Regions from separate parts of the Mus musculus genome. Here region 2 is linked to region 1. A link is a contact called in ENCODE Hi-C or POLR2A ChIA-PET data. All regions are on one chromosome and are shown on one strand. The core of a region is the stretch at or near the end of the contact, and the rest is flanking DNA. Distances in the headings are between cores, read along the strand shown.

The links. A loop is a pair of places that touch in the nucleus more often than their neighbours do. ChIA-PET counts read pairs that join two places held with the same protein, here RNA polymerase II (POLR2A).
Region 2: a loop to region 1 is called in a map of heart, with 2.2 times the contacts of the local background. The contact joins the promoter of Myo6 here to the promoter of 4930429F24Rik in region 1. A Hi-C loop is called at or near these places in 1 of 37 maps with a recorded cell type or tissue (heart). POLR2A ChIA-PET finds 5 or more read pairs at or near these places in 1 of 5 experiments (Patski).

What each region holds. Positions count from the first base shown.
Region 1 is chr9:79,788,665-79,796,374 of GRCm38, reverse strand. It overlaps 4930429F24Rik (RIKEN cDNA 4930429F24 gene), which reads right to left and starts at 2,734. Exons shown (of 3, transcript NR_040734.1): 1 at 2,510-2,734; 2 at 490-635. It overlaps Tmem30a (transmembrane protein 30A), which reads left to right and starts at 2,945. Exons shown (of 7, transcript NM_133718.4): 1 at 2,945-3,401. The coding sequence starts at 3,165.
Region 2 is chr9:80,160,558-80,168,267 of GRCm38, reverse strand. Myo6 (myosin VI) reads right to left here and starts at 3,234. Exons shown (of 33, transcript NM_001039546.2): 1 at 3,039-3,234.

The DNA.
Region 1 (7,710 bases), core at 1,485-3,984:
CCACTTGGCTAACAAAAGATTAATGTTTAATTTTTTTAGTTTTAAAACCCAGTTTAGATGACTCTCTGGTGTAATAAATAATTTAGGAGACTAAATGTATCACACAAAGTCTACATGGCCCTTCTAAAAATCATTAGGTGTGCCTTAAATATTATTCCACTGAAGTCTCTAACTGAATGGGAGTGGAACAAAAGGATACTGAAAAGTATTCAAATTATTAAGGACTTTCTCTCAGCACATCTTAATCCCAGAACTCAGGAGATTGAGGCAGATTAATCTCTGAATTTTTAGAGCCTGATCCACAGAGTTTCAGGACAGCCAGGGCTACACAAAGAAACTACGTCTTGGGTGAGGGTATGTTCTAAGAACTGTGGCTCTCAGGTTTAACTTTCCTAGGCAATATTAAGCTGTAGACTCAAACAAACCCTTGGGTATGCTTAGATGATAGAGAACTAAAGCAGCTTGAGGTACTGAAGGAGCCTGACATACAAACCTGTGTGAACTTTGGCCAAATAGTAAAACAACTGTTTTAGGTTTCTTTTCTCCATTCCTTAATTTATCAAAGTTCTTCTTCTTCTCCTTCTCCTTCTCCTTCTTCTTCCTTTCTGACATAGTGGCATAATGTAGTAACTGAACTAAAAAATGAAAACTATATGAAACATACATTTCAGATTATTGATCTGATAGCATTAAGAAATGTCACACAAGGCTGGGTGTGGTGGTGCACACCTTTAATCCCAGCACTCAGGAGGCAGAGGCAGGCAGATTTCTGAGTTCGAGGCCAGCCTGGTCTACAGAGTAAGTTCCAGGACAGCCAGGGCTACACAGAGAAAACCTGTCTCGAAAAACAAAAACAAAAACAAATAAACAAACAAACAAAAAGGATACCTTTTGAGACAAGGACTTATTGTGTAGCTCTGGCTGTCCTGGAATTCACATAGACCAGACTGGCCTTGAATTCACAGAAATCTGTCTGCCTCCGCCTCTGGAGTGCTGGGAGGAAATGTGTGTAATCATCACCCAGTCCCCAGTGAAGTTTTTAGTAAAACTGAGACAGTTAATCTTTGCTCTGAGCAAACCAAAGGAAACAGGAAGTAGGTAAGCACACCAAGAACCATCAGATCACTGCTCCTGCAACAACAGCAACAAAGCTTTAAAGCAAACTAAGGTGTCTTGCAGCATCCTGGAGAGGTCCCAGAAACTTGTGGATACAACCTCAGGTGCTCAAATCTCTTATACAAAATGCAGCTCTTGTAAATGACCTATGTATCTCCCCCACACCCTTCAAACTGTCTCCTGATTATATTATTTATACTGCTTAGTACAATGGAAATAACCACTTAAAAGATAATGATGAGAAATTGTCTCCGTGTTTACTAGCTCAGAAGCAATTTTTTCCCCTGAATATTTTCAATTGTATGTTGAAGGTTCAGTTGTAGCACTATTTAAACCGAGTTCTAGAGTAGAAATAAAGGAACTAACACATCTAACTGTGATAATCTAAACAGGAGTGGGGAAAAAGAAAGAAAAAGGACTCCATGATTATCCCCAACACTGTGATGAACATTTTACCCAACAGAACGTTTAAGACAACAGGCTAAGCCTCTCTATGACAGACTCTTTTCCATTTGAATGGGGTTGAAGGTAAACTTAGGCTGCTAAAGCAAGATACAAACCTAAGGATTCTAGAGGCCTTAAGAATTTGAGATCAGCTAGGCTGTGGTGGCCCAGGCCTTTAATTACAACACCCAGGAGGCAAGAGGATTTATACAAGTTTGAGGGGAGCCTGGTCTACACAGAGAAACCCTGTCTGGAAAACCCGGGGCCGGGAAATCCAAGATCACAGAAGAACATACTGGAGCAAGTCAAAACTGTAGACAAAGACTTTTTAAAAGTAGGTACTGTCAGATAGTCTGGATTTCAAACACAATTTCAAAATGTAGATGCTATATAATCATTTTTTTTGTAAATTTGCAAAATTACACACTTATAAAAGAAAATTTGTAAAATATAGAAAAGAAAAAATCCTGCCTACAGTCAATCAATGGAGGTTAGCATCTTACGCTTTATAGTTGAATTCTACACTTTGTATTCTCTGTACTGCTTTGGTGTCTTTGAGTTACTAATTATTGTTTATTTATTGAGACAGGTTCTCTATGGATTTCCTGCTGGCCTCTTAAGTAGCTCAGACTGGCCTTGTAATTTCAATTACTCTGCCTTTACCTTTCAAGGGCTGACATTACACATAGTCTCAACGAGAATTTCCTTGGCAGGTTAAAACTAATACCCCTTTTTAAACAAGTGGTATTATGTTCTGGTTTTTGATTACCAAGTTTAAAAAAAAAGAATCACTGTCATGTTTTACAATAACCTTCCCAAACCAATGTGAAGTAGACAGAAAAATAAATGAAAATCGATCAGAAGCGAGGGATTAGGGCTAAACTAGGTTGCATCATCATCATCATCATCATTATTATTATTATTATATCAAATGGGTCGCATGTTATACCTCACTTAAATTCATAGAGGCACACTGAGTGGCGAGTTAAAATTCAATAGGGATCTGCATCCTTTTAAACATGTGGACTCCAGGACGCTACAACTCCCTTCAGAAGAGGCGTAGGCGTCATAAGAAAAGTCAACCCGGCGCCGAAATTACAGGTAGCCCAGGTCACCGAGTCCGACCTGACGGCTCCAGAAGTCTCCATGATAACCACAACAGGAAGTGTGCGCCAACAGAAGCGTCCTCCCGGGGAAGCGAAGACGCTACCGTCCTAGTGCGCAGACGTCGCTCCGGGCCGCGCATGCGCTCACGTAGCCGCGCGCCCGGCCTAAAGCCCTCACTTTGTCGTCACAGGGCAGATGATCAGGGTGCGTCCGTCTTTTTCCTCCCCCTTCCATCCTCCTCCCCCTCCCCTCCCCTCGTCCCTCAATCATCTCCCCATTTCCTCTCTCTCCCTCCCTGGGGCGTCTCCTAAAGACGCCCGCTTCCGGTCAGCGGCCGGCCGCAGAAGCGTGTCCCGCCTCTTCCGCCTCCCCGGTGGCGGCGCGGGTGGCGGAGGCGGTAGCGGCAGCGGTGACTGCGCGTCTCCTGTCAGGGTCGGCGGCACGCAAGTCCCCTGGGCGGCCCAGCTGGACGTGGCCGAGCCGAAGCCCGGGGGCCGATGGCGATGAACTATAGCGCGAAGGATGAGGTGGACGGCGGGCCCGCGGGTCCTCCCGGGGGCGCCGCCAAGACCCGGAGGCCGGATAACACGGCCTTCAAACAGCAACGGCTACCCGCCTGGCAGCCCATCCTCACGGCCGGCACGGTGCTGCCCACCTTCTTCATCATCGGCCTCATCTTCATCCCCATCGGCATCGGCATCTTCGTCACCTCCAACAACATCCGTGAGATCGAGGTGAGGGAGGGGCGTGGCAGTGATCCCCCGGCTCCCAGAAGGTGACAGGCGGGCCCCGCCCTCTGGTGCCTTCTCGGTTTCTTCTGTGGCTTTTCTGAGTTTGCAGTTTTGTGGGCTCGCTTCCTTTGGCTCTCGGTTTACCTGGCTGGAAATGGAATGAATACAGCTAGAATGTCGGGTGGACGAGACTTTTTTTGGAGGCGCTTTGCGTGGGTTTCCGAGAGGTAGAGTGAATGTCTTTTAGGAGGAGATAAGAGGAAAAAGAGTTAGATTTACGTGTTTAACTCTGAGGCAACTCACAGGGGCAGACTGTTGTTATTTGGGCGGGGGTTATTCTGGGACACAGAGATTAACAAATTGGTTGGGTGTAGGACCCGGAGTCAATAAAGGTATTGATTCTTCTGTGAAGAAATTAAGTCATACAGAGCGCACACAAGTAACTTTGATTTTGAGCTAATTAGATATTTTTAGTTGTTGGCCACGATATAGTTAAAGGCATGAAACTTCAGTTCTGGTTTGTTTTTAGGCGGTATTCATTTCTAATTATGCCCCACAGTGGTCCTAATTCCTCCTGCTTGATTTTTAAAATATGCATATCAATGATTCCACACGAAATAAGTTGGAAACTAGCTATAAACGATTTCACTGGCATTACTTTTTTTTTTTTGGAATATCCTACTTAGATGTGATAGAAACACTCTACTGAGGGAAACATTTTGATTTGTGTTGGTGCAGTAATCACTGCATTTTTATCCGTCCGCATCAGTAAAGATGGGTTTATAGCAGGATGTGAGTACTGTGTGGCGGACAGTATTGGACGTCCACAAGTCCTCCATCAAATTAAGGGAGTTTTCATCTGTTTGAACTGGCAAGATCGATGTTGAGTAACCTTGCTTTCTTCTGTTGTAAAGATATATTTTTGTGTACTTAATTTAAAAATAAATACTACATTTAATTGGACGTCCCCAGTCATTTTAGCTAGGGACTTTGGTGACTTTGTTCAGTTTACTAAAGTAAGCTGGTTTATATATATATATATATATATATATATATATATACATACATACACACACACACACATATATATATATATTTTAACTGCACAGTGCTTCAGTATTAATGACAGTAAGAATAGTATCTAGAGTGTATTTTAAAAATCTTTTATTAAATTTTATTTTGACTAGAGCAAGCTCACAGCGTATGTTTTTGGTATATATTTTATCTTCGTGGTTTTAGCCTTGTGATATACTCAAAGGTAGCCCAAAATGCTCCAAAATGTAAATGAAGCTCTGGGCCAAACAGGTTGGGCAGGAGAAAAGTTTTGATTTTAGAATATTTTGGATTGTAGAGTTTGAGATTAGGTATGCTCAACTGGAGAAAACTATACAAACGTACAGAATGTTTTAAAAAAAAAAAAAAAAACTTCTCGGATGTAAAACACTTCTGTTCCCTGTCATACCTAAACCCTGAGCTCTGCAGCTTTAATTAGATTTCAGGGGGGGTAATTGACTTACTTTCTCTGAAGGTTAGTTTCTTCATCTCTAAAATAAATAGGATAATGAATTTCTTCTAAGATTTTACACTTAGATGCAAAATAGATGTGCGTTATGACCCATCAGCAGGAGATGAGAGCTAAGGACCAGCCTGAGGGATGGCTGGACTGTTGGGAGTGTTAATGTCCTGATTCCAAGGTGTAAACTCTCACACTACATCATGACCCTTACTGAGATGATAGGAAAGATAATGGGATACCTCCTAAGCATTAGACCTTTGCACCATCTCCTTTAAACTTGATATTAAGATGAAAGCAATGATGATTTAGATTGTGTATGAATATTTACTAAATTGTTAAAAAACTAGTACTGTTTACTACAGTTGGAAAATAATTTTCTTTAAAACTTTTGGGTTCTGAAAAGTAAAGTAAGGTTCTGTAAACTTAGTGATTAGTGAAATGGAAATTTCTTGTGCTTAGTGTGCCCCTGATTTTAAGAGTGTATTGTAGTGGCACAGAGGGACATTGGAGTTAAGAGCTGGCCTAGAGCGAAAGTTCCAGCTCTCACTAGGTGGTGATGGAACCCTTTTTTTTGTGAGCTGCTCTTAATACTACAAAGATTTAGAGTGGATGATCCTTAAGATGCCATTCACTTCTGAAAGTCTGTGACTCACAACTTAATTTTGATTTAAAATAATGCTATGTTCAAAAAGCCATAATTGAAATGAGAGAAAATGAAAATTAGGAGTTACTGGAAATTTTGTATTAACACCAACACATGCAGATAGAATGATTAAAATTTGAGTGTTGGATATGTAGCAAATGATTTCAAATTAGGTCTGGAGTTATTAGAAAAACCTAGAGAGCTTTTTCGACATACAAGTTTGTATGCTTGTTCTTTATTCTCTGTGTGTGCTGGAGATTGAACTCTGGGCCACGAGGAAGTGCTGTCCCACTAAGTCCTCTACCTTCTGTTAGCTGCTAGCTTAGGCTAAACGCCTTTGAGGATAATTAAAAGTGAACAGGAGGAACTGGAGAGCTGGTTCAGCACTTAAGAGCACTGGCTTCCTTTGCAAGAGTACCCAGGTTTGATTTCTAGTGCCTACATGGTGGCTCACAACTGTCTTTAACTACAGTTCTAAGTCATCCCATGTCCCCTTGCAGCCTCAGCAAGCATCAGATACCCATTTGGTCCACCCACATACATGAGAAGCAGAGGTTGGTGGATCTCTGGGCCTGGTCTACATAGTGAGTTCTAGAATAGGACTAAATGAATGATACTGTATCACAGAAAGGAAGGAAGGAAGGAAGGAAGGAAGGAAGGAAGGAAGGAAGGAAGGAAAAGAAAGAAGAAAGAAAGAGATAAAATAAAGGTAAACAGGATGTGAGCAGTTCTCCCCCACACTGATTCCTGCTGTCTGTTTTACATGGTTTAAGTTTCTTTTTGAAAACTCAGTAGTCCACGTGCAGTATAGTTCAGCTTACTAGGGCAGAAGACTTATAAATCAAGATGTTTGGTATGGCGTGTTTGCTTAGAACTTGGAAAATTGAAAGTAAAACTAATAGACTTTTCACATTTTCCCAGAAAAGCTGCTTTTATGTTTGGATACTCATAGTTAGTATCCTATTACCTTCCCTTGTTAAGTTTATGAATCTCTCTTAGTTGGTTTTTAGATTTTCTAAGTAAAGTGAGTTTTTTAGAAAAGTACCACTGATAATTTTAGTAACCATTAAAATATTTCAATTATGAATTTATTTATTGAAGACTTGTATAATGTCTTTATTATTTGCAGCAAAGACTGAATATTTCTTTTAATTTGACAACAATTAAGAGTCAAGCATGTTCCCACCACAAGGCAATGAATGACTCCTCTAAGGCTCTTGGCTAGGCCAAAATATTCAGCTAACTTGAAAGTACCACCTTTGTAACTTCTGTAAAAGCATTATCAGTGTGAAGTGATATAATTGTAAGTTAATGCTTCAAGCTGGGCAGTGGTGGTGCATGCCTTTAATCCCAGCAGTTGGGAGGCAGAGGTAGAGAGAGAGGCAGAGGCAGAGAGAGAGGTAGAGGCAGAGAGAGAGGCAGGCAGAGGCAGAGAGAGGTAGAGGCAGAGAGAGGCAGAGAGAGAGAGGTAGAGGCAGAGGCAGAGGCATAGGCAGAGAGAGGCGCAGAGGCAGAGAGAGAGGCAGAGAAAGGCAGAGAGAGAGGCAGAGAAAGGCAGAGGCAGAGAGAGGCGCAGAGAGGCAGAGGCAGGCGGATTTCTGAGTTCAAGGCCAGAAATCTGGTCTACAGAGTAAGTTCCAGGATAGCCAGGGATACACAGAGAAACCCTGTCTGGAAAAAACAAACAAACAAGCAGAATGCTTAGGGAGCTGGGTCAGGTGTCCGGTTCCTATAGCCCCAGATAGTTTAGGGAGACTTGAGGTAGTAGACTGCTTGACTGTAGTAATTCAGTGCATAGACCTAGTATCCAAAAACAGTAAAAGAAAATTAATCAATGGTTAGACTCAAATTTGGGTGTACTTTTTAAAAACAACATTTAAGATAAACAGTAAATACAGTAATACCTAGAGCCTAGGCATTTAAGTTCATATTGCTAACATGTTGGTGTTAGTGGACTAGCCCCCTCTTTGCTCAACTCCCAGCTTTCCGTTTTTAAAAAAACAAAAAACAAAACTGTTTAATTTTCTATGCTCAGTTATTTGTCCGGATTATTTCCTGTTTCTGACAAAAATTTGCTGTCTATGTTTTTCCTCCTTTCTAGTTTGAATCCTTAGATTGTAAGGTTCTTGAAGGAAATTAAATCTTTGATCTGC
Region 2 (7,710 bases), core at 1,985-4,484, 370 kb before region 1:
GTCCTCTGACTTTCACAGATATGCCATGTGTGGTCACACACAAGTTATATACACACAATAAACAAACAAACAAACAAACTGTCCTAGGCTAAAGATATAGTTCCCCTGATGAACTGCCTACCTAGCACAGAACCAGGTTTCATTCCCTGTACTGCATACGCAAGGGCAGAGCTGCAAGCTCTGGCACTCAAGAGGTAGAGGTAGGCGGATGTCTTAATCTTTTTTTTTTTTTTTTTTTTCGAGACAGGGTTTCTCTGTATAGCCCTGGAACTCACTCTGTAGACCAGGCTGACCTCGAACTCAGAAATCAGCCTGCCTCTGCCTCCCAAGGGCTGGGATTAAAGGCGTGCGCCACCACCACTATTTTTTATTTCTTAAAGCACAACTATTTGTTCATAGCTATATGCCAAGGCCTATGTGGGGTAGTCAGAGGACAAATTCACAGAAGTTGTTTCCTTGAGACCCAGGTATCCAACTAAGGTCATCAGGGTTCCAGACAAGTGTTTTTACCTGCTAAGCATCTCCCAGGCCTAGATATCTTAATCTTGAAGCATGTTTCCCTCCTAAGGTTAAAGCTAATTGAATAACATTTAAAAGACAGCTACTGTATTAAAGAGCAACAATCTAGCTCATTTGAAGGACAAAAACCAAAGTTCCATCCTGACCAGAAACATCATATACTGCTCAGCTACAATGAAATCAATCCAGGATTAGATTGCAGTGTTAATTCCTATAAACCCATCAAAATGAAAAGCACATAATACTTAATACATGCTGGAACCACTCCAGACGTGATGCCAAAGCATTGGGTCACTGCTCAAGGCCTTGAGAAAGAAGACAGAATTCTCAGTTCGTTCTAGACTCCATGCATGGCCTATCACAGTTTACCTAGGGTACCGACTCCTAATCTCCAGATCAGGCCTACAAAGGGCTCTCAATAGTTCACCAAGTAAACCGAAATCAAGACAACTTCTGGGCAAAGGAGGAGAGAGGCTTTGTTGTCAGAGACTTCCATGTGTACTCAGAGTCTGGACTTTGCCCCTCCAAAGCTACAAGCAAGTATTCATTCTCTGAGCCTCTGTTTTCTCCTCTATAAAAGGAAAGGCTGTCAACCTGGAATATTATTTTGTAAATCAAACCTTTAGGGGTTTTTTTTGTGTGTCACATCACTACTAAATCGCCAGCTCATAAACTGTTAACAAAGTATCTCTTTCTGGGAATCACCATTATACTGTGTGAGATTTATTCAAATTGCAATGTGTTTTTCAAATTGCAATGTTTAAATAAGATGTTCTAATATAATATATATAATAATATAAATGAAACTCCAGTACCCAGGGCCTCACACACACACACACACACACACACACACACACACACACACACGCGCGCGCACACACACACACAAGGCAAGGTCTTTACCCACTGAGTTACACTCCCAATCCTGTACCCTAAGTGGAGTTTTGAATACCAAGAGAAAGTTAAAAACTAGAGAATGGTTTTTTATGTGGAGTTCTTATGGATTTATTCAGACCTTGCATGGTGGAAATCTTTAAAACCATCTAAAGGCCTTTCAAAACCCAGATACAGTCCAGTTGTCTAAACAATAAGTGATCCACCACAGACGCCAGGCAAAGTCACAACAGGATGAGCGAGGAGCCTTCGGCTTCTCTCCGATTTCCTGGCCACTGTTATTTTAAAATTTGATCGTGTAAACAAGGGAAAATCCCTTTCGGACAAGTCCCATGGACTATAATTTGCATCTTTGTTTTTAATATGTTGTAGCTTCTATGAAAAATCATAGTTGTTCACTTTTTCTTGCTCATGTGTCTAGGTACTAAAGACCATATGTAAAATCTATACTCCACGGCTTTTTAACTGTATAATCGCAATACTCTTTTCTTAAGGGTTGTATTCTGTCCCTGCCTTTTACAAGTAACTTTTGAAAACAAATACAAAACTTGAAAGGAAGAGGGAAAAAAATGGGTAACAGATCACACACACGAAATAAAAACACTACAGGCCGACGAGCATCAGACTAAAATGACTTCTATTTATCACTGTGCCTGTTTACTCCTGTGCAACTGCAAACACAGAAAATGGGCAGACATTTAAAAGTCAATGAGCTGTTCTGAAGAACTACATTGTTTCTGGGCTTCCTCTGTCCCCCTTGTAGCATTTGTGGCCATTTCTAAAATTAATGCTAGAGAGCACTAAGGTAATTTTTTTTTCACTAAACATTTCCCAGTTGGAAAACCACAAGCCAAGATGTCTTGAAGTCGAGTTAATTTGTACAGAAATGCTGCTGTTCCGCAGCCAACCTTTGGACCATGACCACCACCAAGCTCAAGACTCAGATTTTATGGTGTTACAGCCGAGCCTCAAAGGCTGTTAAAAGTCTCAAGCTGACTAACTATATTCGAAAATCCTGCAACTGTAACACGAGAGCAAACTAAAGTTTTATTCAACACATATGAAATCGGAGCAGCGTTTGTGTAGCGCTCCAGCAGTATCTCCACATTGGGATTTAAACAGCTCTGCCCTACATACTTTATGCCGGATAAAATGTATCTTTGTGTAAAAGTTCCTGACATAGATTATCTAAGAATGGCCTTATCAAATTATTTCCTATTTTAAAATACAATCCACAGCTAGCACGTTTTAATTAGTTTAAGACGATTTGGAATTAAATAACAAAGTTATTTTCAGCAACACATCCGTAAAACTCACACTCAAAATACTAGAACGCTTAGGAACTAAAATTCCAGCTTTATAGTATGCTACCATGGTCTTCTTCGACACAGCTAAATTATTAATGGTATCAATTGATCTTTACTCTGACAACAAACTAGACTGTGTAGCTTTTTCACTGTGTTTCGAAAGGAGAAAATAAAACTATCTTGCAGTGTCGGGTGGGACTCGTCAGGTGACAGGAGCCCCGCTGGCCCGGGAAGGGGAAGCCAGAGCTCCAGTCCGCGCCGGGCAGAGCAGAGGCCAAGGCGGTGAGGACAGGCAGGCGGGCAGGCGCCCACACTCACCCGGCGAGGCAGGTGCGCGAGGGGTCGCGGCCGTGGAGAGGCTGCCGGGCTGCGGGCGCGAAGGGCAAGCGCGACACCGCGGCCGAGAGCGAGCACCGGAGACGACAGCACGACGGCGGCCGGGATACGCTTCCTGCTGGGACAGATCCCGGATCGGTCTCCACCCGCCGGCCAGAGAGCCCTGCAGAGTGCCCAGCCTGCGCACGTCACTGCTACGGAGCGCCCAAGGGGGCGGGAGGCGGGGCCGGAGGCGGGATTTTGTGGGACCGGGGCGGGGCGGCTAAAGAAAGGGCGGGTCTTCATTGGCCAGTGGGCGGGAACAGCCTAAGGGGCGGGGTCTTGGGGCAGAAGGGCTGAGAGGGGCGGGGTCCTAGGCAGCAGGACAGGGAGGACTCGCAAAGCGTAGGGTCTTGGGAATGAAGGAGCAGAGGGACGTGGCCTCAAGTCAAGGAACGCCGGGGCGGCTGTGAAGGGGAGGCCTCAAGAGCTAGGGTTGAGAGGGGCGGGACCTCATGAGGCGCCGGGGAAGGGGGTGGTTGAAGGAGTGCTGGGTAGGGGCGTGGCCTAATGGCGTGGGGCAAGAGAAGGGCGGGGCCTCAGGTTCCGACCGCATCCCTGCATCCCTGCAAGCCAAGGGCTGCAGGTAGCCCCTCATGACATTCCCTACCTCGCAGTGGTAGTTGTTTCCACTGCCACAGCGAGGGACCACAGCAAAGAGTCAGTTGAAGAAAAGTTGAGAGTGGGACAGGCGAATTGCGGAGGAACTCGCTTGTGGGGATTAAGGGTGGCACCGCAGCCCATCTAGGCTCGTGCTCCTCACCTGCCTGCGTCAACTTCCTGTTCAGCCCTTGGAGGATTGAACCACGGAAGAAAATTTTTTCTTCTCTGGCTAGCCTCCCATGCAGATATCATATTTACTTCTTACAGCCCCTGTATTTCCACCTCGCCCCCTTTGTTGTTGTTTATCTGGACTCTTGAGAGAGTCTCGGTCTGTAACCAGGCAGTCCTGGAACTCATCATGTAGCCCGCGCAAGCCTAAGAATAGTGACAATCCTTGTGGGCTGGTTTTATAGAACTGAGCCAACTGGCCCGCTTTATCTTTCCGGTTGTTTAATTTTACTGTCCTTATAAGGTCATATGTGGGTCATCTTTTTAAATTAAATATTACATTCCTATGCAAATTTGAGAGCAAACATCTCCTTTACTAGAAAAAAGAGGTTAATATGAAAACAAAATAAGGGGCTGGCAAGATAGTTCAGCCAGTGAGGGTTCTTGCAGCCCATCCTGAAGCCCAGCATGTTTCAAGGAGAGAAACAACTCCTCATATTGTACTCTGACCACTGGGCTCTGTCTAGAAGATTCCCAGAGAAGACAGGTTTCAGGAATTCAAACTGGACCTGGTGCCTCGTGCTTGTAATTCTAGCTACTCGGGAAGCTGCATGTTCAAGACCAGCATGGTCAGTTAGTAATATCCTGTTTCAGAGAGAGATGGGCTATAACTAAGTCCACGGTAGAATACTTGCCTAGCATGTGAGGCCCTGGGTTCAATCCATATCACCACAAAAAAATGGTAAGGGAAGGGTCAGGCATTCAGAGACGACCCAAATGACTTGATGAAAAAGCTACCTTCCACTGAACACATTTCAAATTCGTAAGACAGTAAGTAAAATTAGGGAAACTAAAAAAGAGGAAGGAAAACCAAGAAAGGAAGTAATTTACAGCAACCACAGAAATGTAGCTCCAAGATTGCCAAAAGAAAAATCTCAACTATATCAAAGATTGTAAAATAAACTAAAACCAGGGGCAGACTTATTTCTCAAATTCCAGTACTAAGGTGAGAGAGGGGGATAGAGGGCAAGCAGAACCCTTGGCTCACCATTGGCTCACCCTGGCCAGCCATTCTAGCAGAAAAGGAGAGCTCTGGACTCACTGAGACCCCACTACAAAAAATAAGAGGATGAAAGACTGAAGAAGATGCTTGTGTTGGTTAGGTTTTTTATCTGTTTTGCTTTGTTTTATGTGGGTTTGTTTTGTTTTGTTTGGCAAAACTTCATGCAAGTTAGAGTCGTCTGAAAGGGAACTTTAGTTTTTAAAAATCCCCCATCAAATTACCCTGTAGGCAAGCTTATGGGACATTTTCTTGGTTGATTGATAATTGATGGAATTAATTAATGGAAGGACCCAGTACACTGTGAAAAGTGTCATTCCTGGGCAGGTGGTCCCAGGGAATATAAGAAAGCAAACTGAACAAGCCAGGATGAATAGGCCAGTAAGTAGGAATTCTCCTTTACCTCTGCAACAGTTCCTGCTTTCAGGTTCCTGTTTTGAGTTCCTGTGATGGATTGAGAGTTGAAATAAACCCTAAACTGGCTTTGGGTGGTGTTATATCATAGTAATACAAAGCAGACTAAGACAATGCCTAACATAGGGCTCCTACCCAAATATATTGCAGGTACGCAGAAATAATTGGCTTTTTAAAATGAAGATCATGGTGCTGAAGAGATGGCTCAGCAGTTATGAGTACATAGTAGCTCATAAGAGCTTTTAAATCCAGCTCCAGGGGGAAATCTCATAGGCTTATTCTGGCTTCATCAAGCACTGCATTCCTGTGGTACACAGACATATGTACAAGCACAACGCCCTACACATGAAGTAGGTAGAATAATAATAGTAATGATAATAATTAATAATGATAAATTTCTTTAAAGGAAAAATGAAGATCGCTACATATTTTTAATACATACCTTACTTAAGTTTGAATTTGACATAAAGATAATCTGTTTGTAAGTCAGTAGAAGGTGTTTTATTTACAGTTGCTTTTTGTAACTAATGACATCCATGAGTCTTACCCTTTGTCCCTGCTTTAATCTGTTTCATCTCTTTACTTCTAGCCTCATATCTCTCTGCCCATTTCTTCTTTCTACCTCCGACTGTTACCATTTTCTGGGCCACCATCACTACAGATCTTAGATAATCATAACCACTAGTCCATAGTTAGAAATCCAAGTGAGTGGTTCTCCACTATCCTCAGTAGAAAGTCCAAACCCCTTAAGATTCCTCTTCTCCTGGACCCTTACCTACTTGGAGACTGGCTCTGTGAGTTACCCCTTAAGATACCTTCCCCTGGACCCTTACCCACATGGAGACTGGGTTTGTGGGCTACCCCTTAAGATACCTCCCCCTGGACCCTTACACGCTTAGAGACTGGCTCTGTGGGTTGACGAATGCTAGGCAAGCCCAGCAAAACTGAGTTACATCAGTCCTAAAACACCTGGTAAGATCCTGAATCTAACCGTCTTTCACGAACTGGTTGTTCTTGTTCAATTAGTCTAGTGGATTATTCCTTCTTTCTATCTTTTTTTTGGGCTCTTCGATGGTCATGTGATCCCACAGTTCACCACTGTGTTCAAGCCGACAAGCTGAGCCACCAGGTATCTGTCCTGGGAATCGCTGTCTTCTCCATGCTTAGCTGCCCAATCTCATTTCTACCCACAGCCTTCCTCCATGTCTCGTACTTTACATTCAAGTCATTCTGAAGGGCTTTTGTGTCCCCAAACACACACTCTATGCTATTTACTACACTGGAGCACAGCCAGGCTAAACCCAATTATTCCTTCAAAACAAAGCCTGCTTGTCCTCTCTAAGAATTTTCCCTACCCGCCCTGATGGTAAATCCTAGGCATAATTCAGTTCTGTCCCCATCCTTCACTTAACATCTACTGTACAAATATCTCTTATAATGCATATTGTACTCTGGCCACCTATGTGTTCTTTTGTGTATTCTCTAGTTAGCCTGTACACTCTTTGAGGGCACAATAGACTATCCTTTGGATTTCAAGTGTGGAGCACAGTAGCTTTTTCGTTAAGAAGTGCCTACAGGGCCCAAGATATAGCTCAGTGGTAACGTACTTAATGCTAAATAAATAAATAGTGCCTAGCATTGGTGTTATTATGAATAAAGAGGAAAGATGGACAGATGATGATTCTGGAAACTGCATATGTTATCATCAAGCATAATGGAAGTAACTCTGTCTCTGTGACCCAACCCCAGTCCATACTTACATGCCCTAAGTCTACAGCTCGATTTGACCCTCCACAGTCCCTCCTCTTTTCTAAAACAGGGTCCCATATATCACAGGCAGGCCTGGGACGTGCTTATAGCTGAGGCTGTTCTTTAACTTTCTTTTTAAAATTTAATTAAGTCTTTGGCAACTTCATACTTGTGTTATGTGATTACTATGGAGACTTCTGAGATTTCTCCTTCTACCCCTATCTCCTAGACTGTTAAGATCACAGACACTGTGGTTTACACAGTCCTGGGGACGAGCCCCAGAGCCTGGTGCCTGTTCTCCTGGGGACAAACCCCAGAGCCTGGTGCCTGCTTGGCAGGCCCTCTACCAACCATGATATATCCCAGCATGGATGGCAGAGGCTATCCCAGAAATTCTTTCATTTGTTTTCCTTTCTTTTTTTATTACTTTTGTTTATTTATTTGTGTGCATGTGTGTGTGTGTGTGTGTGTGTGTGTGTGTGTGTGCACTCGCACATGTGAAAGATCAGAGAACAACTTGTGGGAGTTGATTCTCTCTCAGACTCATCTCCCCAGGCTTAATGACAAGTGCCTTTACCACTAAGCATACTTGGCTCATACCTCAGAAATTCTCCACCTAAA